Linked DNA regions of Homo sapiens: region 2 is linked to region 1. Evidence: chromatin loops called from intact Hi-C (ENCODE). Cell type or tissue: body of pancreas. All regions are shown on one strand. Links, peaks and the distances in the headings refer to the core of each region. The heading gives the core; the rest is flanking DNA. Region 1 has its middle 10 kb from the start of TLCD3B. Region 2 has its middle 17 kb from the start of ZNF689.

The links. Hi-C counts contacts between places; a loop is a spot of excess contacts. Peaks named below come from ENCODE experiments on the same cell type or tissue, not always from the same donor. Only the 100,000 strongest peaks of a DNase experiment are listed, where the experiment ranks them.
Region 2: a loop joins it to region 1, with 2.9 times the contacts of the local background. A loop is called at or near these places in 7 of 110 quality-filtered maps.

Annotation. Positions count from the first base shown.
Region 1 is chr16:30,035,201-30,047,731 of GRCh38, reverse strand. It overlaps a transcript of TLCD3B not described here. Among named protein-coding and RNA genes, the nearest start is that of TLCD3B, 10 kb to the right of the region's middle. RefSeq lists a silencer at 12,492-12,531. In body of pancreas, for the core only: a CTCF peak has its summit at 5,574; no DNase peak of the experiment used is centred there.
Region 2 is chr16:30,621,378-30,633,908 of GRCh38, reverse strand. No RefSeq gene overlaps it. Among named protein-coding and RNA genes, the nearest start is that of ZNF689, 17 kb to the right of the region's middle. RefSeq lists an enhancer at 1-443. In body of pancreas, for the core only: a CTCF peak has its summit at 4,980 (motif pointing right); a DNase peak (open chromatin) is centred at 4,988; H3K27ac peaks cover 321 bases.

The DNA of each region.
Region 1 (12,531 bases), core at 4,466-6,965:
ATCCCTGCATTTTGGGAGGCTGAGGCGGGTGGATCACCTGAGGTCAGGAGTTTGAGACCAGCCTGGCCAACATGATGAATACCCAGTCTCTACAAAAAATACAAAAATTAGGCTGGGTGTGGTGGCTCTCACCTGTAATCCCAGCACTGCGGGAGGCCGAGGCAGGCGGATCACTTGAGGTCAGGAGTTCGTGACCAGCCTGGCCAACATGGTAAAACCCTGTCTCTACTAAAAATACAAAAATTAGCCGAGCATGGCGGCACGTGCCTGTAATCCCAGATACTCAGGAAGCTGAGGCAGGAGAATTGCTTGAACCTGGGAGGCAGAGGTTGCAGTGAGCTGAGATTGCACCACTGGACTCCAGCCTGGGTGACAGAGGAAGACTCCATCTCAAAAAAAGAAAAAAACCCAAAACCAAAAAGCAAAAATTAGCCAGGCACGGTGGCACATGCTTGTAGCCCCAGCTACTCAGGAGGCTGAGGTGGGAAGATTGCTTGACCGCTGGGGGCAGAGGTTGCAATGAGCCGAGATTGCGCTAGATAGATAGATAGATAGATAGATAGACAGACAGACAGACAGACAGACAGACAGACAGATGACACAACAGGCAGGGCATGGTGGCTCATGCCTGTAATTCTAGCTACTTAGGAGGCTGAAGAGGGAGGATCAGTTGAGCCCAGGAGTTCAAGGCTACAGGGAGCCATGATCATGCCACTGCACTCCAGCCTGGACGACAGATCGAGATCTCATCTCTAAATATATACATTTTGAATGACTATTAATGAATATCACAATGCGTATGTGTATAGCAACTGTGCTTTACACAGATCTCATTTAATCACCCCAGCAGCCCCAGGTAGAGGTGCTGCTGTTTCATTGATGAGGAGCCCAAGGCTCAGAGGAGTTGAATCCCTTGCACAAGGATGCCAGGCTAGTGACTGGCAGAAGCAGGACTTAGGCCTGGCAATGGGACTTGGTGTGTGCTCAGTGGAGGCTCAGAGAGGTTGTGAAATTTGGCCAAGGTCACACAGCCAGTCTATGTGAGAAGAAAGGGATTGGACCCTTAGCTGTCTGACTCCAATCACCTGCTGTGCCCTCAGCTTTTTCTGGTGTGCAGATAGAGGGTGGGACTGGCATTGCTTGGGACAGTCCCTAACCTGGGACAGGTAAGTAAAAATACTAAATAATAAATGCTCTGGCACGCCAGCCAGGACTTGCCCCAGAGCCCAGGCGGGGGGAATCGGACCCTTCCCTGGGTATCATGTGGGAAACAGGCCACTTCTGGCCACTTATTGTTTACTTATTCACAGCCTTTGATGATATCACACTTGCACACCTCCGCAGGGCACCCGGTGGAGAGGATGAGTGAAACAGCCTGTGGGCGGCAGAACCTGGAAGAACAGAGAACGGTAAACTCAAGGCCAAGGGTAAATTGGGTGGCGGGTCTCTAAGGACTGCCTGGGGGTGAAACTCACCTGGGGAGACAGGCTAGGGGAAGGAAAGATGGTGGCCAAAGTCACAGAGGCTTGGATGGGCCCTCCTATACCCCTGCCCTGCACTGCCCCTCCACACGTGGTGGACTGCCTAATGCTCTATGTTTTGTTTGTTTTTGTTTTGTTTTTGAGACAGGGTCTCCCTCTGTCACCCAGGTTGGAGTGCAGTGGCGCGATCATGGCTCACTGTGGCCTCCACCTCCCTAGCTCAAGCGATCCTCTCACCTCAGCCTCCTAAGTAGCTGGGACTACAGGCACACAGCACCACGCCCAGCTAATTTTTTTGACTTTTTGTAGAGAGGAGGTCTCACTGTGTTGCCCAGCCTGGCCCCATGCTTTCTGGCTGCACACCCAGGCCAGGACAGGCTGGTGTGTCTCCCTTCCTCTGCTGGGATGTCCTGAACACCCATTGACCACCCGACAAGGGTTCAGAGTATGTGGTGCATCCCATCTTGGGTTTATTTTAGGTGGTATGTCAGCAAGAAGACACACACACACACAAACACACACCACACACACAAACACACACAACACACACACACACAAACACACACCAAACACATCAACACACACACCATACACACACCACATAAACACACATACCACACACAAATACACACACACACCACACAAACACACACACCACTCACCACACACATACCACATACACCACACACACACCACATACACCACACACACACACCACACATACCACACACACCACACACACACACCATACACACCACACAAACACACATACCACACACACAAATACACACACACCACACATGCACCACACACACACCACACACACTACACAAACACACCACACACCACACACACCATACCCACGCACACCACACACACAAACCACACACACACACACCACACACACAAACACACACAAACACCACACACACACCCCATACACCCACCCCACACACACCCCACCACACACACACCACACACATCACACACACACCACACACACACCCTGAACAAGCTACTCTCTTTCTCTTTCCAATTCCCTTTCAACGCTTCTGATTACTGCAGGAGAAACTCTCAATTTGCTGCCAGAAACCCTTTAACACCTTTCTCTCTGTGCTTATCTTTTTGTTCTTTTTTTTTTTTTTTTTTTTTTTTTTTGAGATGGAGTCTTGCTTTGTCGCCCAGGCTGGAGTACAGTGACACGATCTTGGCTCACTGAAATCTCCACCTCCTGGGTTCAAGCAATTCTTCTGCCTCAACCTCCTGACTAGCTGGGATTACAGGTGCATGCCACCACGCCCGGCTAATTTTTATATTTTTAGTAGAGATGGGGTTACACCATATTGGCCAGGGGCTGGTCTCGAACCCTTGACCTTAGTTAATCCGCACCCCCCCGCCGCCCGCCGGCCTCCAAAGTGCTGGGATTACAGGCTTGAGCCACTGCGCCCGGCCTGATCTTTCTTTTTTGAACAAGGAGAGAGCCAGCCTCCAGTTCAGAATGAGCAGCTGCCCATAGTATCTAGCTAGAATGTTATAAAATGTGTTTTCATTTTGTATATTTTTTGTTACCTTCTGTTTATCACAGGTGGTACTGGTTTTCTATTTTCCAGAGTGATAAAAAGTTTCCTTTTAAAGTACATGGTAGCCACAGTGGCTTACTTCTGTAATCCCAGCACATTGGGAGGCCAAGGCAGGCAGATCGCCTGAGGTCAGGAGTTTGAGACCAGCCTGGGCAACAGGTTGAAACCCTGTCTCTACTAAAAAAAATACAAACAATTAGCCGAGTGTGGTGGCAGGCACCTGTAATCCCAGCTACTCGGGAGGCTGAGGCAGGAGAATAGCTTAAACCCAGGAGGCGGAGGTTGCAGTGAGCCGAGATCGCACCATTGCCCTCCAGCCTGGGCAACAAGAGCGAAACTTCATCTCAAATGAAAGAAAATAAAGTACATGGTTAGTTTAGCACTGTGGCTCATGCCTGTAATCCCAGCACTCTGGGAGGTGTGAGGCAGGCAGATCACTTGAAGTCGGGAGTTTGAGACCAGCCTGGGCAACATGGTGAAACCCCATCTCTACTAAAAATACAAAAATTAGCCAAGTGTGATGGCACACACTTGTAATCCCAGCTACTCCAGAGGCTGAGGCAGGAGAATCGCTTGAACCTGGGAGGCGGAGGTTGCAGTGAGCTGAGATCGCACCACTGCACTTTAGCTTGGGAGACAGAGTTAAAAAAAAAAAAAAAAGGACATGGTTAGCTCATGCTAACCATGGTGGTTCACACCTATAATCCCAGCACTTTGTGAGGCCGAGGCAGGAGGATCGGGCGTATTGCTGGAGCTCAGGAGTTTGAGACCAGCATGAGCAACATGGCGAAACCCTGTCTCTACCAAAAATACAAAAAATTAGCCGTGCATGGTGGTGGCTTGCCTATGGTCCCAGCTACTCAGGAGGCTGAGGCAGGAGGATCACTTGAGCCTGGCAAATGGAGGTTGCAGGAAGCTGAGATGGCACCACTGCATTCCAGCCTGGGCAACAGAGTGAGAACCCCATCTCAAAAAATAATACATGGTGAAAAACAAAACAAAACGCACAACCTGTGCTCTGAAAATCAGATTACTTGGTTCAAATCCCCGCTTGTGCCACTTTCTACCTGCATGACCTTGAGCAAGCCACACAACCTCTCTGTGCCTCAATTTCCTCATCCGAACAGTGACTGAGAGTATGTCTCACCTGACACGTGATTTGTGCCTATAATCCCAGCACTTCGGGAGGCCAAGGTAGGAGAATGCTTGAGGCCAGGAGTTTGAGACCAACCTGGGCAACAAATCGAGACCCCCATCTGTAGGAAAAACTTAAAAAATAAGCTGGTAGTGATGAGCCTGAGAGCCTGTAGTCCCAGCCACTTGGGAGGCTGAGGCAGGAGGATCCCCTGAGCACAGGAATTTGAGGTTACAGTGAGCTAATCGTACCAGTGTACTTCATCAAGGGAGACAAAATGAGAGACCCCGTCTCAAAAATCAAAACAAAACAAAAACCCCAGTATGTCTGTCTTAAGATTATTGTGGATATTATGTTAGTTAATATATATAAAGGGCTTAGATTGCTGCCGGATGTCTAGTAAATGCTCTATAAATGTTTGCTTTTTTTTTCTTTTGGAGACGGAGTTTTACTCTGTCACCAGGCTGGAGTGCAGTGGTCTGATCTCGGCTCACTGCAGCCTCTGCCTTTCAGTTTCAAGCAATTCTCCTGCCTCAGCTTCCTGAGTAGCTGGGATTACAGGCGTGTGCCACCACGCCTGGCTAATTTTTTTTGTATTTTTAGTAGAAATGGGCTTTCACCATGTTGGTCAGGCTGGTCTCAAACTCCTGACCTCATGATCCACCCACCTCGGCCTCCCAAAGCATTGCGATTACAGGTGTGAGCCACTGTGCCTGGCCTAATGTTTGCTCTTATTAGGTCAAATAGAGAAAAACAACAACAACAATAACAACAACAAAAAACACCCATAACTGACCATAACTGAGGTTTTTTTTTGTGGGGAAACAAAGGTTTGGAGAAGCTAGAGGCTGAGTTAGGATATTGGTAAGTTTCTGGATTCCCAGTCTAATTGCCAGCCATTTCAATCTTCAATAATTAATATAACCTCTCAGCTTCCACTTAATCACTTGCAAAATGGAACTAATCCTATCTCATTGGATGTTGGGATTGATGTGTATAAAGGCGGATCAGAGGCAGGGCACGGTGGCTCATGCCTGTAATCCCAACACTTTGGGAGGCCAAAGCGGGTGGATCACTTGAGGTCAGGAGTTTGAGACCAGCCTGGCCAACATGGTGAAACCCCGTCTCTACTAAAAATACAAAAATTAGCTGGGTGTGGTGGTGGGCGCCTTGGGAGACTGAGGCAGGAGAATCGCTTGAACCCAGCGGGGGCAGATTGCAGTGAGACAAGATCGTGCCACTGCACTCCAGCCTGTGCAAAAGAGTAAAACTCCATCTGAAAAAAATAAAATAAAATAAAATAAATAAGTAAATAAATAAATAAAGGCGGCTCAGAAAATGAGCATTAGGACAATGATGCCTTCTCAACTGGTATAATATCGCCCCCAAGGGGGCAAAAAACTTACTCTTTTTAATATGGAAAAGATATATGTAAATAGACATAAATATATCTGTGTTATTAAACTTTCGTGATAGGCAGCGATTAGAAAAAAAAGTGTAAAAAGGGCTCCTTAGGGGAACAATAATGAAAGAAAAATTGAGAAACACTGCTCTCCAAACCAAGATTTTTCCCGCTTGGCTTGTTTAGCCACTAGTGGGCAGTGAAATTGGCTTAATGGGTCATGATCAATATTTGGTGGAAAAATGGTCTAGAAAATTCCACAGGGCACTGCATATAGTAAGTCAGAATGTGTTGTGCAAAGGTTTTCCATTCAACGTGTGGGTGCATGAACTGCAGTCACAAAATAAAAGATATCTCGGCTGGGCGCCATGGCTCACCTCTGTAATCCCAACACTTTTTTTTTTTTTTTTTTGAGACAGAGTCCCACTCTGTGGCCCAAGCTGGAGTGCAGTGGCGTGATCTCGGCTCACTGCAAGCTCTGTCTCCCAGGTTCATGCCATTCTCCTGCCTCAGCCTCCCAAGTAGCTGGGACTACAGGCACCCACCACCATGCCCAGCTAATTTTTTGTATTTTACAAAAATTACAGGCGTGTGTAATCCCAACACTTTGGTAGGCCAAGGCGGGCAGCTCACTTGAGGTCAGGAGTTCAGACCAGCCTGGCCAATATGGTGTCTCTACTAAGAATACAAAAATTAGCCAGGCGTGGTAGCATGCACCTGTAATCCCAGCTACTTGGGAGGCTGAGGTAGGAGAATCATTTACGCAGGAGGTGGAGGTTGTAGTGAGCTGAGATTGTGCCACTGCACTCCAGCCTGGACAACAGAGTGGGACTCTGTCTCAAAAAAACAAAACAAACAAACAAAAAATAAATACATAAAGAAATAAAATAAAAGATATCTCTTGTGGGTCACTATTAAAAAAATTTAAAGCCATTGCTCAAAACCACAATTTTCTCCTCTCATATTTTCTCTCTCAGACAAGCCTGTGCAGCCTTGGACTGTTTTGCTCTCAACAAGAAGAAATCGACAAGGAAAGGAAGAAATGTAGGAGAGAGTCCAGATTCCAGTGAGACTCGGGCCTGACTCTAACCAGCTCATGGCCTGTAAACTTTCCTCCCTTCCACATTTTCTTGTCTAGGGTAAGCACAGGTGCAGAGGAAAATGACCATCCCTGGTCACACTCAGTGGCTCACGCCTGTAATCCCAGAATTCTGGGAGGCTGAAGCAGGAGGATCGCTTGAGCCCAGGAGTTGAAGACCAGCCTGGGCAACATAGCAAGATCCCATCTCTAGAAAAAAAAACCTCCCCAGATTAGCCAGGTGTGGTGGTGCACGCCTGTCATCCCAGCTACTCAGGAGGCTGAGGTGGAAGGATCACTTGAGCCCGGGAGGTGGAGGCTGCAGTGAGCTGTGATTGTGTCACTGCACTCCAGCCTGGGTGACAGAGTGAGACTCTGTCTCAAATTTAAAAAAAAAGAAAAAGAAAATAACTGCAGAGGGGTGCTACTCCTCCTCACTCCTTCTGCCTCTCCTACTCTCATCCCTTCTCTTCCCCTTTTTCCCTCTCCCACCTTCTCTCCTCCCCTCATGCCTTCCCCTCTCTTCGCCTCCTTTTCTCCAGACTTGGAAGGCAGCGGTCACATTTACCGATTTTGTCATGTACTGTATGGTCTGAAGCATGTCATTCAACTTTTCTGAGACTCAGATTTCTCAGCAGTAAAATGAGGAAGTTATTTGTAAGGTGGCATAGATGATTAAACGGGAACATGTATATAAAGTATTTCAGCCTGGTGCCTGGCATACAGTGGGTGCTCAGAATGACAGTAACTGGCTACTGGCTACCGTGTGAAGTATTGTAGTTTCTATGCATTGGCATGATTTAGTCCTCACAATGAGCTATGCAGGAGCTGGGCAAATAGCAGGGCAGGCTGCCTGGTTTCAGACCCCAGCTCAGGATCTTTTCATATATATATATATATATATATATTTTTTTTTTTTTTTGAGACAAAGTCTTGCTGTGTTGCCCAGATTGGAGTGCAGTGGCACCATCTCGGATCACTGCAACCTCCGCCTCCTGGGTTCAAGCAATTCTCCTGCCTCAGCCTCCTGAGTGATTGAGATTACGGATGTGCACCACCATACCTGGCTAATTTTTGTATTTTCAGTAGGGATGGGGTTTCGCCATGTTGGCCAGGCTGGTCTCGAACTCCTGACCTCAGGTGATCCACCCCCTTCTGCCTCCCAAAGTGCTGGGATCACAGGCGTGAGCCACCATGCCTGGCCGCTCTTGGTTTAACTTTTAATTTTCAGAGTCCCATCCAGAGGGAAGAAAATAAAGTAGCTAAAGAAGCAAACACTGGCCGAGCATGGTGGCTCATGCCTGTAATCCCAGCACTTTAGGAGGCCAAGGCAAGGGGATTGCTTGAGGCCAGGAGTTCAAGACCAGCCTGAGCAACATAGCAAGACCCCATCTCTATAAAAAGTACAAAGATTCCTTTCCATAGAACATAGCTAAAAATTTTTTTTTAAATACAAAAATTAGCTGAGTGTTGTGTGCACACCTGTAGTCCCAGCTACTCTGGAGGCTGAGGCAGAGGCTAAGGAGGATTGCTTGAGTCCAGAAGTTTGAGTCTGCAATGAGGTAGGATCATGCCATTGCATTCCAGTCTGGACAACAGAGTGAGACCCTGTCTCAAAAGAATATGAGGAAGAAGCCGGGCGCAGTGGCTCACACCTGTAATCCCAGCACTTTGGGAGGCTGAGGTGAGCAGACCACCTGAGATCAGGAGTTCGAGACCAGCCTGACCAACAGGGAGAAACCCCATATCTACTAAAAATACAAAATTAGCCAGGCGTGGTGGCGCATGGCTGTAATCCCAGCTACTCGGGAGGCTAAGGCAGGAGAATCGCTTGAATCTGGGAGGCGACGTTTGCGGTAAGCTGAGATTGCGCTATTGCGCTCCAGCCTGGATACCTGGATAACAAGAGCGAACCTCCATCTAAAAAAAAAAAAAAAAAAAAAAAAAAAAAAGAGAGGAAGGAGGAGGAGAAGGATAAGTTCTGAAAATATGAATGAGGATGTCTAAATTGTATTCAGTGGTGTTTTTTCCCTCCTTTTTAAAAAAGCCTTTCAGTTCCTTAGGAAAATAAGTTTATGTTTTCTATATCTGCCTAACATTATAGGGACAAATAAATTCAGAAAATATGATTTTAAAAAATTTTTATTCACTTCCTGACTGTTTAACCTTGGACAAGTTACCAAACCTCTCTGTGCCTCTGTTTTCTGATCTGTAAAACAGAGGTGCAGTAATAATCCCTACCCACAAGGTTGCTTTGGATAAATGACTTGATATTTTTAATTAAATTTTTTTTTTTTTGAGACAGAGTCTCGCTCTGTCGCCCAGGCTGAAGTGCAGTGGCGTGATCTCGGCTTCTCAGCTCACTGCAACCTCCGCCTCCCAGGTTCAAGCGATTCTCCTGCCTCAGCCTCCCAAGTAGCTGGGATTACAGGCACATGCCACCATGCCCAGCTAATTTTTGTATTTTTAGTAGAGATGGGGTTTCACCATGTTGGTCAGGCTGGTCTTGAACTCCTGACCTTGTGATCTGCCCGCCTTGGCCTCCCAAAGTGCTGGGATTACAGGCGTGAGCCACTGCGCCCAGCCCTTAATTGATTTTTTTAGAGACGGAGTCGCACTCTGTGGCCCAAGGCTGGAGTGCAGTCTCGTGATCAAAGCTCACTGCAGCCTCAACCTCCTGTCCTCAAGTGATCCTCTTGCCTTGGCCTCCCAAAGTGCTGGTACTACAGGTGTGCACCACCACACTTGGCCTTTTTTTTTTCTTTTAGAGTCAGAGAATGCAGATCAATGTCTGACCTGTAGTCTAAGCAGCATTTAATGATGTGACACTAATTATTAACCCAACCTCACAGATGAAGAAATTGAGGCCCATAAAGGCTTTGCCCACCATCATTCAGAGAAAGGAAGAGCCTAAATTTAGAATTTTAAAAACTGCAGCTTCACTTAAGGGGCACACATTTTAAGAGGATGCCTCGAGAATGTTTACATATGTATACACTGGTGATCAATATAAGGCCATTTCCAACACTTCAGAAGGTTCCCTGGGGTCTCCTCCCAGTCAATACCTTCCCCAAGTTAAACGCTGTTCAGATTTTTCATGATAGATGTTTTGCTTTTCTGAATTTGATGTAAACAGAGCCATACAGTGTGTTTCTTTATTTGTTTCTTTATTTCAGCAATAGGGAAGTGAAATGTTTCTTTGATTATCTGTGGACTCTGAATTTGAAGTCCATGTACACCCACAGTAGAAATGGCCTTCTTTACCTTTTATCCTACACCGCCTTTTAAATCAATAATTACTTAGGACTACTTTTTTGGGGGGGCAGGGTCTTACTCTGTTGCCCAGGATGGAGTGCAGTGGTATGATCATAGCTCACTACAGCCTTGAACTCCTGGGATCAAGCAATTCTTTCCATTCTTTCGCCTCATCCTTCCAAGTACCTGGGACCACAGGTATATGTCATTGCACTGGACTATTTTATTCTTCTTCTTCTTCTTTTTTTTTTTTTTTTTGAAACACAGTCTCGCTCTGTCGCCCAGGCTGGAGTGCAGTGGTGCCATCTCGGCTCACTGCAAGCTCCGCCTCCCAGGTTCACGCCATTCTCCTGCCTCAGCCTCCGGAGTAGCTGGGACTACAGGCGCCCGCCAACGCGCCTGGCTAAATTTTTTGTATTTTTAATAGAGACAGGGTTTCACCGTGTTAGCCAGGATGGTCTCGATCTCCTGACCCCGTGATCTGCCCGCCTCGGCCTCCCAAAGTGCTGGGATTACAGGCGGGAGCCACCGTGCCCGGCCTATTATTCTAATTTTTTGTAGAGACAGGGGTTCCACTATGTTGCCCAAACTGGTCTTGAACTCCTGGCCTCAAGTGATCCTCCCACCTCGGTCTCTGAGGTGCGGGGATTCCAGCCTGAACCACTGCACTTGCTGTTTTTTTTTTATTTTATTATTTATTTATTTATTTATTTATTTTTTGAGACAGAGTCTCTGTCGCCCAGGCTGGAGTGCAGTGGCGAGATCTCGGCTCATTGCAACCTCTGCCTCCCGGGTTCAAGCGATTCTCCTGCCTCAGCCTCCTGAATAGCTGGGATTACAGGTTCCCACCATCACGCCTGGCTAATTTTTGTATTTTTAGTAGAGACAGGGTTTCCCCATGTTAGCCAGTATGGTCTCGAACTCCTGACCGCAGGTGACCCACTCGCCTCAGCCTCCCAAAGTGCTGGGATTACAGGCGTGAGTCACCACGCCCGGCCCTGCACCTGCTCTTATTTCCCCTCTCCTTTTCTTTCTTTGAGCCCTGTCCCTGAAACATAGCTGTCCATCAAGTCACCAATGGATTCTAATTGGCCAATTCTAGGCAAGGCTTGCTGGAACCGCCCCCCAGCCCCCACAGGAAGCAAATGATAGGGCACATGTATCAACTGGCGGGCCATTAGGAGGATGGCACCTTCTAGCCACTCCACCAATGGAAGAGCATACTCCTGCCCTCCCCAACTGCCTCTACAGAGCAGCCTCGTGCCTTTGCAGTTTGACACCTTCCTTTTATCCCGAGAAGGTCCCTTGGAAGACACTTCAGGAAGGCAGGATGGCAGGACCTGGTTCCCTTCATCCTGCCTGTGCCTGCTCCACACCTCTGCTCCCCAGAGTAGATGGGAGGGGAGGTCTTTCTAAACAAAAATGATATCTATGTAAATATATGTAGTTTCAGGCTTGCACCTGTTATTTCTTTTGTTTTCTTTTTTAATGGAACAACAATCGCTTTGGCTTTATTTTGTTTTTTCAACAAATGTCATTTTAAAGTTCCAAATATCTTGACAACCCCCTCCCTTCCTTTTTCCAAGTTCTGGGTGCTGAGGAGAAACATCAACCTCCCTTTCTGTCTTCCAACCTGTCCCTCTGAGGTGAGGACTGGGGAGAAGGTAGAGGTGACTTAGGGTGGGCGGCGGGCGGGGCATGCAGAAGATGGAAAATGGTGGAGTTTAAGAGTAGGAGGAGCTGGGTGCAGTGGCTCATGCCTGTAATCCCAGCACTTTGGGAGGCCGAAGCGGGCAGATCACTTGAGGTCAGGAATTCGAGACCATCCTGGCCAACACAGTAAAGTCCTGTCTCTACTGAAAATACAAATATTAGCTGGGCATGGTGGCGGGCGCCTGTAATCCCAGCTACTCAGGAGGCTGAAGCAGGAGAATTGCTTGAACCCGGGAGGTGGAGGTTGCAGTGAGCCAAGATCACGCCACCACACTCCAGCCTGGGCAACAAGAGTAAGACTGCATCTCAAAAAAAAAAAAAGAAAAAAGAAAAGAAAAGAAAAGAAAAGAAATTGTCTAAATTGAGTGTTTAAAACAAAAAATTGGGATAATTAGGATGTCGAATTGCCCCGGATGAGGAATATTAAAAGAGTAATAAGGATGCTAGGAGCTTAGAGAAGAGGTTTGCCTGGTGGCTTTCAATGGCCACAGATGGATGGGTCTCTTGGGGCTTGCCTCATTGGGGGTGAAGAAGGCTGCTGGGGGGTCTGAGGGTGTTGTGTTGAGGTGTTCTCATGGCCGTCTTTTTCTGCCTTCTTGGCTGCAGGCAGGCATGACCCTGCTGTTCGCAGTGGGTTGCGTCTTCTTCCCGTTGTGCTTCACTGCCCTGCGCTGGGGCTTGCAGAACCACACCAACCTGCAGATGGAGAGACAAGAGGCTGTCCTGGTAGCATCCAAGTAAGAGGACCAGGGTGAGGGTGTCCTTCCTGGGGCCATGGCTGGTGGAACTGATCTTTTACTTTCAGAATGAGTTTGTGGTGAAAGCAGAAGCAGAGTGTGGAGTGGAGCTGGAATGTGGAGTCAAAAGACACCAGCAGGCTGGGCGTG
Region 2 (12,531 bases), core at 3,673-6,172, 590 kb before region 1:
AGGGCCGCGCAGGGGCTCCGGGTAGGGCATGAAAGGTTGGGAGGGGCCCTAGCCATTGTCTTTTTTGTTATTGTTAAGGCTGACTTTTTTTAGGCTGTCGCCCATTCTAGAATGCAGCGGCGTGATCTTGGCTCACTGCAGCCTCGACTTCCCTGGCTCAAGTGATCCTCCCACCTCAGCCTCCCGAGTTGCTGGGACCACAGGTGCCACACCGCGCCCGCTTAATTTTTTTTTCTTTATATATATTTTTTTGTAGTGACGGGGTTTCGAACTCCAGGACTCAACGGAGCCTCCCATCTCAGACTCTGGGTGAGATTATAGGCGTTAACCATGACTCCCTACCCAGTATAAACTCAAACACACCAGGCGCAGCAGCTCACGCCTGTAATCCCAGCACTTTGGGAGGTGAAGGCAGGTGGATCACCTGAAGTCAGGAGTTCGAGACCAGCCTGGCCAACATGGCGAAATCCCGTCTCTACTAACAATAACAAAAATTAGCTGGGCGTGGTGGCAGGCGCCTGTAATACCAGAGATTCAGGAGGCTGAGGCAGGAGAATCGCTTGAACCCAGGAGGTGGAGGTTGCAGCCAGCCAAGATCGTGCCATTGCACTCCAGCTGGGGCAACAAGAGTGAAACTCTGTCTCAAAAAAACAAAAACAAAAGCAAATAAAATATTGCTGGGCGCGGTGGCTCACACCTGTAATCCCAGCAGTTTGGGAGGCCAAGGCGGGCGGATCACTTGAGGTCAGGAGTTTGAAACCAGCCTGGCCAACATGGTAAAAACCTTTTCTCTACTAAAAATACAAAAAAATTAGCCCAGCGTGGCAGTGGATGCCTGTAATCCCAGCTACTTGGGAGGCTGAGACAGGAGAATCCCTTGAACTCGGGAGGTGGAGGTTGCAGTGAGCCGAGATCATGCCATTGCACTCCAGCCCGGGCGACAGAGCGAGACTTTGTCTCAAAAAAAATAAAAAAATAAAAAAACCAAACATTTAAAAAATAAAAAACCAAACGAGGCTGGGCACGGTGGCTCATGCCTCTAATCCCAGCACTTTGGGAGGCTCAGGCAGGCAGATCACTTGAGGCCAGGAGTTGGAGACCAGCCTGGCCAACATGGTGAAACCCTGTTTCTACTAAAAATACAAAAATTAGCTAGGCATGGTCATGGGAGCCTCTAATCCCACAGGCTGAGGCAGAAGAATCGCTTGAACCTGGGAGGTGGAAGTTGCAGTGAACTGAAATTGCGCCACTGTACTCCAGCCTAGGCGACAGAGCGAGACTCCATCTCAAAAAATAAAACAAAACAAAACAAAACAAAAATGAAAAAAAAAAAAAATAGCTGGGCATGGTGGCGGGCGCCTGTGGTCCTAGCTCCTCAGGTGGCTGAGGCGGGAGGATCTCTTGAGCCCAGGAGTTTGAGGCTGTAGTGAGCTGTGATTGCACCATTGCACCCCAGCCTAGTGACACAGTGAGACCCCATGTCCATACACAACAAAAGCAAAAGAGGAATACAAAAATAGCTATATATTTTTAGTGTTTGCATTTAAGAAACTGATGCTTTTAACACAGTAATACATTACAATATAATTATTATACTCACAATATTGTTACAAGAGAAAAATAATACATAAGGCAAGATAATGAGGCCTAGTTCCTAATGAGGGTTTTCTTTCAATTCAGTGTCTCTAGGTCCAGAATACTTGCTTGAGGCTAAAATAAAGGTTTAAATTTTAGAGTTTTGGCTGGGTGTGTTGGCTCGGGCCTGTAATCCTTGCACTTTGGGGAGCCAAGATAGGAGAATGGCTGGAGCCCAGGAATTTGAGGTTACAGAGAGCTATGATCATGCCATTGCACTTCAGCCTGGGCAACAGAGTGAAACCCTGGCTCTTAAGAAGGAAAAAAAAGTTCGATAAGTATCCCCAACTTCCTAGTTGAGGACCTGTCAGAGTTGTTCCCCTCTTCCACCAGGGACTTCCTCTGGGTCTCCTACACCTGCTCTGCCTAATTTCTTCTCCCTCAGGATCTAAGAGGTCCAAACCACCTTTTAAATTTTTTTAATTTTTTTTGAGACAGAGTCTTGCTCTGTTGCCCAGGCTGGAATGCAATGGGGCGATCTCGGCTCACTGCAACCTCCGCCTCCCAGGTTCAAGCGATTCTCCTGCGTCAGCCTCCCAAGTAGTTGAGACTATAGGCTCCTGCCACCACACCTAGCTAATTTTTGTATTTTTAGCAGAGACGGGATTTCACCATATTGGCCAGGCTGGTCTCGAACTCCTGACCTTGTGATCTGCCTGCCTCAGCTTCTCAGAGTGCTGGGATTATAGGTGTGAGCTACCATGCCTGGCCAACCACCTTGTCTCTTGGATGGGACAAAAAAAGCTGAGATCTGTGGTATCCGAAGTTGGGGATCCCAAGGAGAAGGAAGGTTCCAAAAGATCCTGTTGAGACAAGAGAACCCTTGTATGCCTCAAGTCAGACTTCTCAGGGCCTATCATTTGCAAAGATCTCCCACTACAGAAACTGTCTGGGGCAATTTCAGTACCTTTTCTAGGCATTTCCATTCTCTTAGATTCCAGGTGGCACCAGGCTTCTTCCAGGCTTGAGGAATATAACAGTGGGTTTCTATTTCCTTCTTCTTTTTTGTTTATTTATTTGTATATCAATGGGTTTCTAAAAGTAACACAACTGGCCAGGCACGGTGGCTCACGCCTGTAATCTCAGCACTTTGGGAGGCCGAGATGGGCAGATCACCTGATGTCAGGAGTTCGAGACCAGCCTGACCAACATGGCGAAACTCCATCTCTACTAAAAATACAAAAAGTAGCTGGGCGTGTTGGCATGCACCTGTAGTCCCAGCTACTCAGGAAGCTGAGACAGGAGAATCACTTGAAGCTGGGAAGCGGAGGTTGCAGTGAGCCGAGATCCCACCACTGCACTCCAGCCGGGGCGACAGAGTGAGATTCTGCCTCTAAATAAATAAATAAATAAATAAATAAATAAATAAATAAATGTAACACAACTAAAATCTTTTCTTCACTCACCCCTTTCCCTGTGAATGATACAGAGAGAGAGGGCTGCAAAGTACAGGTAGGGAGGAAAGCTATATTTTGTTTAGCATATAACTGAACTCAGGTCTTGTACCACATTCTTTTTAAAGAGGGTCCCTTTAATTATCACACTTAATCTTCGTGACAACCCTAAGAGGGAGAAATTATTATCCTTGGAAATTAAAGCAGAAAGGCTCTCTTGCCAGTGAGGAGCAGAGGTTAAGTTTGCTTTGTAAATGGGAATTCTCAAGGAAACATAAGCTCTTTGGAAAGGGGCCCAAAGATGACTTTAAGTGTTTGAAGCTTTAGGTACATTGCTTTTGGTTGGAGTGGGAGAGTTGTGAAGGTCAGTCCATGCCTGGAATCCCTCCAAGGTGAAGATCAGTGTTTCCTGTGCCAGTCATTTAAAAAGATTAGAATGGGCCGGGCACGGTGGCTCATGCCTTAATCCCAGGGATTGGGAGGCTGAGGCAGGAGGATCACTTGAGCCCTGAAGTTCGAGACCAGCCTGGGCAACATGATGAAACCAGGTCCCTACAAAAAATGCAAAAATTAGCCGGGCATGGTGGTGCATGCCTGTAGTCCTAGCTCCTTGGTAGGCTGAGGTGGGAGGATCACTTGACCCTAGGAAGTCGAGGCTGCAGTGAACTGTGATTGCACCACTACACTGCAGCCTAGCGATGGAGTGAGACCCTGTGTCTGTCTCTGTCTCTCTCTCTCACACACACACATGCACGCACACACACACACACAGTAGCACGAGTTGGGATCTCAGTTTTTTTATCCAGATTGAGGGTAATATCTTCTAGAAGTCTAAATGAATCAGCCTGAGAGAGTGATGGAAATGGGAGATACCCTAATAGCCAAGGAATGGAACACTGAAGCTGACTGTACTTCTATTGATGGCTGTTGTGATATCTGTTCTTCTTGGTTTAAAAGAATTTAGACAAGAGACACAACAAAAAAAGTGTAGCATATAGTAATTTATTGCAAAAGAAAAAATATTTTGTAAGTTAGATGCCACAGCCTGGGCAACCCGTTTCTACTAAGAATAGAAAAATTAGCTGTGTGTGGTGGCACACACCTGTAGTCCCAGATACTCGGGAGGCTGAGGTGGGAGGATTGCTTGAGCCCGGGATGCGGAGGTTGTAGTGAGGTGAGATCGCATCTCTGCACTCCAGCCTGGGTGACAGAGCGAGACTCTGTCTCAAAGAAAAAAAAAAGTTAGGTGCAGAATAGACAGGACATCCTGAGAGCGTGAGGATTCTGGGCGGGCTGCTGGTAAGGATGAGACAGCAAAGACTGACACTAGGAAGAGTCCCTTTATGGGAGTCTTACACGATTATTCATAAGGGGATGGGAAGAGGTGTCACTAGTAAGCTTGTTCTGGGTGGTCCTCTGGGTGCACATGCACAGTAGCTGTACATGCTTGTTCATTCCTCGTCATTCAGCATCTTAAATCTCCACCCAGGGGTGTGTTTTTACTATTATAATGAGGAAAGGATCAGTTTGAGGACGGGTAAAATGAAAATGTGCATGCTCTCTAGACGGGACAGTCCCTACTGAAGATAGCTTTGCTTGAATGAGCTCAATTACAATGCGAATGCTGAGGCTTATTATGTTGGTCACCACGGCCGCTGCATCCCAAGAACATGATCATCAACCTTCAAGGCTTCTCCAAGAATGTATACTGTAGTGTGTCTCACTGCTTAGAGATAGCAGAACATACTAGGAAGCAGCCTTCTTGTTGGCCAAGCTCTATCTCCCTCAGATAACCCTTTGGAAATAACTGCCTACCATAGACCCCATACTTGACACAGGTAATGCATTTAAATCTCACATGACATTTCTGTGAAATAGGTAGCATGATCCCAGCTTCACAGATGAACCCCTCACTTGCTTACTTCCAACAGCTGCCGCCAGGTGGAGCCAGGGTTCAAAGGAGGTTCTGATTCCAAGGCCTGACCTCTTCCCTCTGAACTACGAATGAACCTATTCCATTTCCTGTGCCTCATAGCCTGTAAAGGGGGTGAATTATGGAATGAGGGTCCGCTGTACGCCTCTAGGAGTAAAAAGACAATCTGTTCCTTTGGGTGGAGGAGAAGCACCGAGGAAAGAGTAAAGCAAAGACAATCGTTTTCTTTTTTCTTTTTTTTATTGAGACGGAGTTTCCCTCTGTCGCCCAGGCTGGAGTGCGGTGGCCCGATTTCGGCTCACTGCAACCTCCACCTCCCAGGTTCAAGCGATTCTCCTGCCTCAGTCTCCCGAGTAGCTGGGACTACAGGTGCGCACCACCACGCCCAGCTAATTTTTTTTTTTTTTTTTTTTTTGAGACAGAGTCTCGCTCTGTCTCTCAGGCTGGAGTGCAGTAGCGCGATCTCGGCTCACTGCAAGCTCCGCCTCCCGGGTTCACGCCATTCTCTTGCCTCAGCCTCCCAAGTAGCTGGGACTATAGGCGCCCGCCACCACGATCGGCTAATTTTTTGTATTTTTAGTAGAGACGGGGTTTCACCATGTTAGCCAGGATGGTCTCGATCTCCTGACCTCGTGCTCCGCCCATCTTGGCCTCCCAAATGATGGGATTACAGGCATGAGCCACCGTGCCTGGCTGAGACTCTACTTTCAATTCTTTTGCCTAGTACCTGGAATTGCCAGATCATATCGTAATTCTGTGTTTCTGCTTTTACTTTTTTGAGAAACTACTATATTGTTTTCCACAATAGCTGCACCATTTTTGCATTCCCATCAACAGTGCACAAGAGTTTCAATTTCTCCACATTATCATCAGCACTTATTTCTGAGTGTTAATAGTTCTTTTTTTTTTTTTTTAAGACGGAGTCTTGCTCTGTCACCGAGGCTGGAGTGCAGTGGTGTGATCTCGGCTCACTGCAACCTCCACCTCCCGGGTTCGAGCAATTCTCCTAACTCAGCCTCCTGAGTAGCTGGGATTACAGGTGCCGGCCACCACGCCCGGCTAATTTTTGTATTTTTAGTAGAGACGGGGTTTCACCATGTTGGCCAGGCCAGTCTCAAACTCCTGACCTTGTGATCCGCCCGCCTCGGCCTCCCAAAGTGTTGGGATTACAGGCATGAGCCACGGTACCTGGCTTGATGTTTCTAATAGTTGCCATTATAATGAAGGTGAGGAAAGTATATATTTTTGAATATTGACCACAGCCTCACCCTAATCATCCCTGCTGAAAACAATTGCTTTATTAATTTGTTTGTTTGTTTTATTTGAGAGACAGGGTCTCCCTTAGTTGCCCAGGCTGGAATGCAGTGGCACAGTCATAGCCCATTGTAGCCTCAAACCTTTGGGCTCAAGTGATCCCTCTCAGCCTCCTGAGTAGCTGGGAATACAGGCGCACGCCACCACGCCCTATTGCTTTATTTTTTATATTTTTGAGATGGAGTCTTGCTCTGTCGCTCAGGCTGGAGTGCAGTGGTGCGATCTCGGCTCACTGCAACCTCTACCTCCTGGGTTCAAGTGATTCTCCTGCCTCAGCCTCCTGAGTAGCTGGGATTACAGGCACACGCCACCATGCCTGGCTAATTTTTATATTTTTAGTAGAAACGGAGTTTCACCATGTTAGTCAGGCTGGTCTCAAACTCCTGACCTCGTGATCTGCCCACCTTGGCCTCCCAAAGTGTTGGGATTACAGGCATGAGCTACCATGCCCGGCCTATCATATTCCCTTCTACACAGGCATAAGCAATCTGACAAATGATATCTCTGTTTGTTGCACACACGATCATCCTGTATTTGGATGTGTTGTATTTATTTTTATCCTTTATCACCAAGCATTTCCGAGCATAGTAATGTGGTTTTACCCTCTTGTTGTCTTCTAAATTTCACTTGGTATCTCTTAAAGTAGGCCTTATTCTTTTTTCCTTCTTTCTTCCTTTTTTTTTTTTTTTCTGAGACATGCAAGCTGGAGTGGGCATGGAAGTGCAGTAGCGCCATCTCGGCTCCCTGCAACCTTTGTGTCCCAGGCTCATGCAATTCTTCTGCCTCAGCCTCCTGAGTAGCTGGAATTACAGACGTGTGCCACCACACCTGGCTAATTTTTATATTTTTAGTAGACATGGGATTTCGCCATGTTGGCTAGGCTGGTCTTGAACCCCTGGCCTCAAGCAATCCACTGCCTCAGCCTCCCAAAGTGCTAGGATTAAGGTGTGAGCCACTGTGACTAGCCTGAATTTTGGCTTTGAATACCCTAAGCTTAGAAGATCTGTGTGCTCCTCCTGGCTGGCCTCAGAGGGGCCAGAGTTCACCGAGCCAGGTTTGTGGGCCTGCCCTTATTTCTCATGGCGTAGCTTGACATTAGAAGCTTCCCAGAACTTTCTGTATGTAAATAATTTGGTGACTTGGCATTTAGGATGGAAACAGCTGTTTCTGGGGTTCTGTTGAGATATCAGTTTTTTGAGAAATCTGTTTCCATGGCAATGCCCACATTTACGTTTTTGTTTGTTCGTTTGTTTTGAGACCAGAGTCTCACTCTGTTGCCTAGGCTGGAGTGCAGTGGCACAATCTCGGCTCACTGCAACTTCCGCCTCCTGGGTTCAAGCGATTCTCCTGCCTCAGCCTCCTGAGTAGATGCGATTACCACCACGCCTGGCTAATTTTTCTATATTTTTAGTAAAGGCAGGGTTTTACCATGTTGGTCAGGCTGGTCTCGAACTCCTGACCTCGTGATCCGCCCACCTCGGCCTCCCAAAGTGCTAGGATTACAAGCGTGAGCCACCACGCCCGGCCTTTTTTTTTTTTTTTTTTTTTTGAGATGGCGTCTCACTCCCATTGCACAGGCTGGAGTACAGTGGTGCCATCTCAGCTCACTGCAACCTCCACCTCCCGGGTTCAAGTAACTCTCCTTCCTCAGCCTCCCGAGTAGTTGGGATTACAGGTGTGTGCCACCATGCCCTGCTAATTTTTTTGTATTTTTAGTAGACATGGAGTTTCACCATGCTGGTCTCGAACTCCTGACCTCAGGTGATTCACCCGCCTCAGCCTCCCAAAGTGCTAGGTTTACAGGCGTGAGCCACCGCGCCTGGTCTTTTTTTTTTTTTTTCGAGACAGAGTCTTGCTCTGTCACCCAGGCTGGAGTGCAGTGGCATGTTCTCAGCTCACTGCAACTTCCATCTCCCGGGTTCAAGGGATTCTCCTGCCTCAGCCTCCCAAGTAGCTGGGATTATAGGCACCCGCCACCATGCTGGGCTGATTTCTTTTTTTTTTTTTTGAGATGGAGTCTCGCTCTGTACCCTAGGCTGGAGTGCAGTGGCGTGATCTCCACTCACTACAAGCTCCGCCTCCTGGGTTCACACCATTCTCCTGCCTCAGCCTCCCGAGTAGCTGGGACTACAGGCGCCTGCCACCATGCCTGGCTATTTTTAAAAATATTTTTAGTGGAGACGGGGTTTCACCATGTTAGCCAGGATGGTCTTGATCTCCTGAATTCGTGATCCACCCGCCTCAGCCTCCCAAAGTGCTGGGATTACAGGCGTGAGCCACCGCGCCTGGCTGCCAGGCTGATTTTTGTATTTTTAGTAGAGACGGGGTTTCACCAGGTTGGCCGGGATGGTCTCCAATTCCAGGGTTCCAGTAAGTTGAGCTGCCATGCCCAGACCACCTTATAATTCTTAGTTCCAATTATCTTGTCTCTGCAAAACAAGAATAAGAAAGAACAGAAGGAAGAAATGATGGCCAAAAGCGAAACAAGAAAAAAGAAGAGAATTAAAAAATAAACTTAAAAAAATGCAAAGGAAAAAATAGAAACAACAACCAAACAAACAAATAATAAATAAATGGGGGTCAATGGCCGGGCGCGGTGGCTCACGCCTGTAATCTCAGCACTTTGGGAGGCCGAGACGGGCAGATCACGAGGTCAGGAGATCGAGTCCATCCTGGCTAGCACGGTGAAACCCCGTCTCTACTAAAAATACAGAAAATTAGCCGGCCTTGTGGCGGGCACCTGTAGTCCCAGCTACTGGGGAGGCTGAGGCAGGAGAATGGCGTGAACCTGGGAGGCGGAGCTTGCAGTGAGCCGAGATCACGCCACTGCACTCCAGCCTGGGCGACAGAGCAAGACTCTGTCTTAAAAAAAAGAAATGGGGGTCAAGAAACTGAATGTGGCCTGTGTGAGGAAGTGGTCAGTATGTCACAAGTAGCAGGACCCCTGGAGAAGCCAAAGGCCCTATCTGCAGGGCCTGTGGCCAGACATGGCCTGGGGGCTCCTCAACCATGAGGTGACAGTGCACTCAGGCTCCAGTGGCTTTGGCTCCCTCCTCTTCCTGGGCAGCCCCTCCAAATCCACTTGCTGGAGCAGCCCTTCCCTGTAACTGCCCACCCCCTCAAAGCAAGGGTCTGCTCCAGCATCCGCTCATTCATCCACAGAGATGAGACACCCTGCTGCTGCCCCCAGAGTGGCCACTGTGTTCGAACAAGTGGGGCTCTGGCCACCCACAGGCACACACATGAGGGAGAAGCCGTAGGCATGTCTTGACCGTGGGCAGCTCTTTGCCTCCATCTCACTGTTGGTCCAATACCAGGAAATCCACTCTGGTGACCGTCCCCATGTTTGTGTGTTGGAGGCCGAAAGAATGAGGGTTGTGACCAACTCAGTATACCACTGGAGGCTATATGAGCAAACAGCAAACTGTTCTCATGGATGCAGGATGTGGGCAAGCTGACAACTGCATCTGCCGCCAGAAGGAATGCTGAGGATGGTCATGCCGTAGGTGAAGTGTTCTTTGTGGTTATCTATAGGAACATCTGGAGCCTGTTGTATAAAGAAAGCAATTATGTGAGCCTGTGATAAATCAAGCAGCTGATCAACCGTTGCCTCGTCCTCCCTGTCGATTCTACCTAATAAATACGAAGGGCTGTAGAAGCTCAGGGCCCTTATTCCCTAGAAGCAAGGAGCCCCCTGACCCCTTCCTTAAAACAGATCCTTTTGTCTTTGTCTTCATTTCTGCGTTTGTCCTCCTTCATTCAGTCCCAAACCAACAGCCACAAGTGGTGCCTAATCAGGGACGTGAAGGAAGAAGATCTGCTGGAGCAGAGAAACTGAAACTGACCAGATGAGTGAGAAACCCCAGGACAAATCTGCTGGCAGAGGATATAAGGTCAGTGCCCTAAAGAGATACTGGGAGTGGGAAGTTTGTGAATCAGGGTAACGTGGGGCAGAATTTGTCAACTGAGGAGCAACATTATGTGCAGTTGCTTAAAGTTTTACTTAAACAATCTGGTGCTCAGGTTAGTTCTCAAACACTAAGCTGCTGCAGGAGGTTGTTATGCATAACCCATGGTTTCCACAGACAGGCATCTCGATGCGGAAAATTGGGACAGTGTAGGGGAAGGATTAAAACAGGCTTATCAAAAAGGTCTTAAAGTTGATCCTTCTGTTTTGACTTTATTCCATACTGTCCTCCTGCCATTGTCTCCTTCTTATTCTGCCGGACAGCAGGAGCCATGTTCTGAATCTCAAATTTCAAAAGAATCTTTTGTCCCTCCAACAGCGCCCATTGAAATAATAAACAGGAGAGGGAGGATGAAAATTGGCCTGTACCGCCCCCTCCAGTAGTGGACACACGTGTACTGTCTCCTTCAGTAACAGAAATAGAGACCCCAAAACAAAGAATTCTACGCTCTGCTGCCATAGCTGGAGAGCCCTTCGAACCTTGTGCTTTTCCTATTTCTATAAGGCTGGATCCAAATAATCCACAGCAGTTTATTCATGAACACACCCCACTAGAGTTTAAGTTGTTGAAGGAATTAAAAGCTCATGTACTGAATAATGGAGTACAGAGCCCATTTACTTTAGGATTGCTAGAATCTGTATTTGGTGCTATGCGCCTTCCACCCTTTGATGTAAAGCATTTGGCCTGCACTTGTTTGTCTGCTAGTTCATACCTGACATGGAATTTAAATTGGCAAGAACTGTGTGCAGACCAGGCTAGACAGAATCGTGCTGCTGGACACAGGGACATTACAGAGGATATGCTGTTGGGTAATGGCCCTTATTCAGACCTGCAACATCAAATGGCACTCCCAGAAGCTGCTTATCAGCAGTGTGCACTGGCCGCTAAACACACGTTGGCCACAATTCCAGAGGAAGGGGGTCCCAATACAATCTTTTTTACGTGCCATGCAAGGGTTGCAGGAGCCCTCTGCACATTTTCTTGCATGATTACTAGAGGCAGTGAGGTGTCAGATTCCTCATACCGCGGCTGCAGAGATGCTAACTTTAACTTTAGCTTTTGAGAATGCAAATGAGGATTGTAAACGTGCACTGGCTTCTGTAAGATGTACAAAAAACTTAGGAAATTTTCTCAAAGCCTGTCAAAATGTGGGAACTGAGCTTCATCGCTCTACAATGTTAGCTCAAGCAACGGCTAATTTATTAGTGGCCAAATCTAGAAAGGGCCAAGGGTCAAACTCTAAAAGGGGAAAATGTTATAATTGTGGAAAAATCAGACGTTTCAAAAAGGAGTGCCATCAGACCTCTGGGCAGAAGGGATCTTATAATGCAGTACCCTACCCCCAACAGAAAAAAACGCCAGGACTTTGCCCTCATTGCAATAAAGGAAATCATTGGGCTAATCAATGCCATTCACAATTTCATCAGAATGGGACCGCCCACATTGGGAAATGAGAAGGGGGCCTGGACCCAGGCCCCTCAAACAATGAGGGCATTCCCCATCCAGGCCACAACCCGACTTCAGGGGTGGATCTCCGGAGGAACATTGATTCCCTCTCCCCAGGAACACCTGGAAGCGCAGGAATAGCTCTCCCAGTCAGAGAATGGGTTACGTTAGTCAGAGGAGACAAAAACCACTAAAATTCCCACTGGCATTTGGAGTCCTTTGCCAACAGGATATATGGGATTAATTTTGGGTAGAAGCCGTCTCAACTTACAGGGCATTACTATAGTCCCAGGAATTGACTCTGATCATGAAGGAGAAATTCAAGTAGTGGTAATGTCACAAGATCTGTGGGTTTTTGAACCAGGAGAATATACAACTACTGCCTATTGCCTGCAAATTACCCTTCTCCACATAAGGAGAAATGAGGGAATCAAGGATTTGGGAGTACAACCAGAAGGGAAATTTACCCCAAACGATAGCTTCTAATCGACCCACCTGTACAGTGCAAATTAAAGGAAAAAAGTTCTATGGGCTTATGGATATGGGAGCTGATGTGTCAGTAATATCTAAAAACAATTGGCCCCCATCCTGGCCCCTGCAATTAACTTCTACATCCTTAGTGGGAGTAGGAAAAGTTCAAAGTGTTCAACAGAGTGCTGAGATTTTACCCGTCTCAGACCAGATGGACAGTCGTGTACTTTTCAACCTTATGTTGCAAATATAGCTGTTAACCTATGGGGCCAAGATTTACTTACAGCACAGGATATGAGACTTACAAATGAAACTATTGACAATCCAGGATTTAAAATGTTAAAGAAAATGGGATATCAGAACGGAAAAG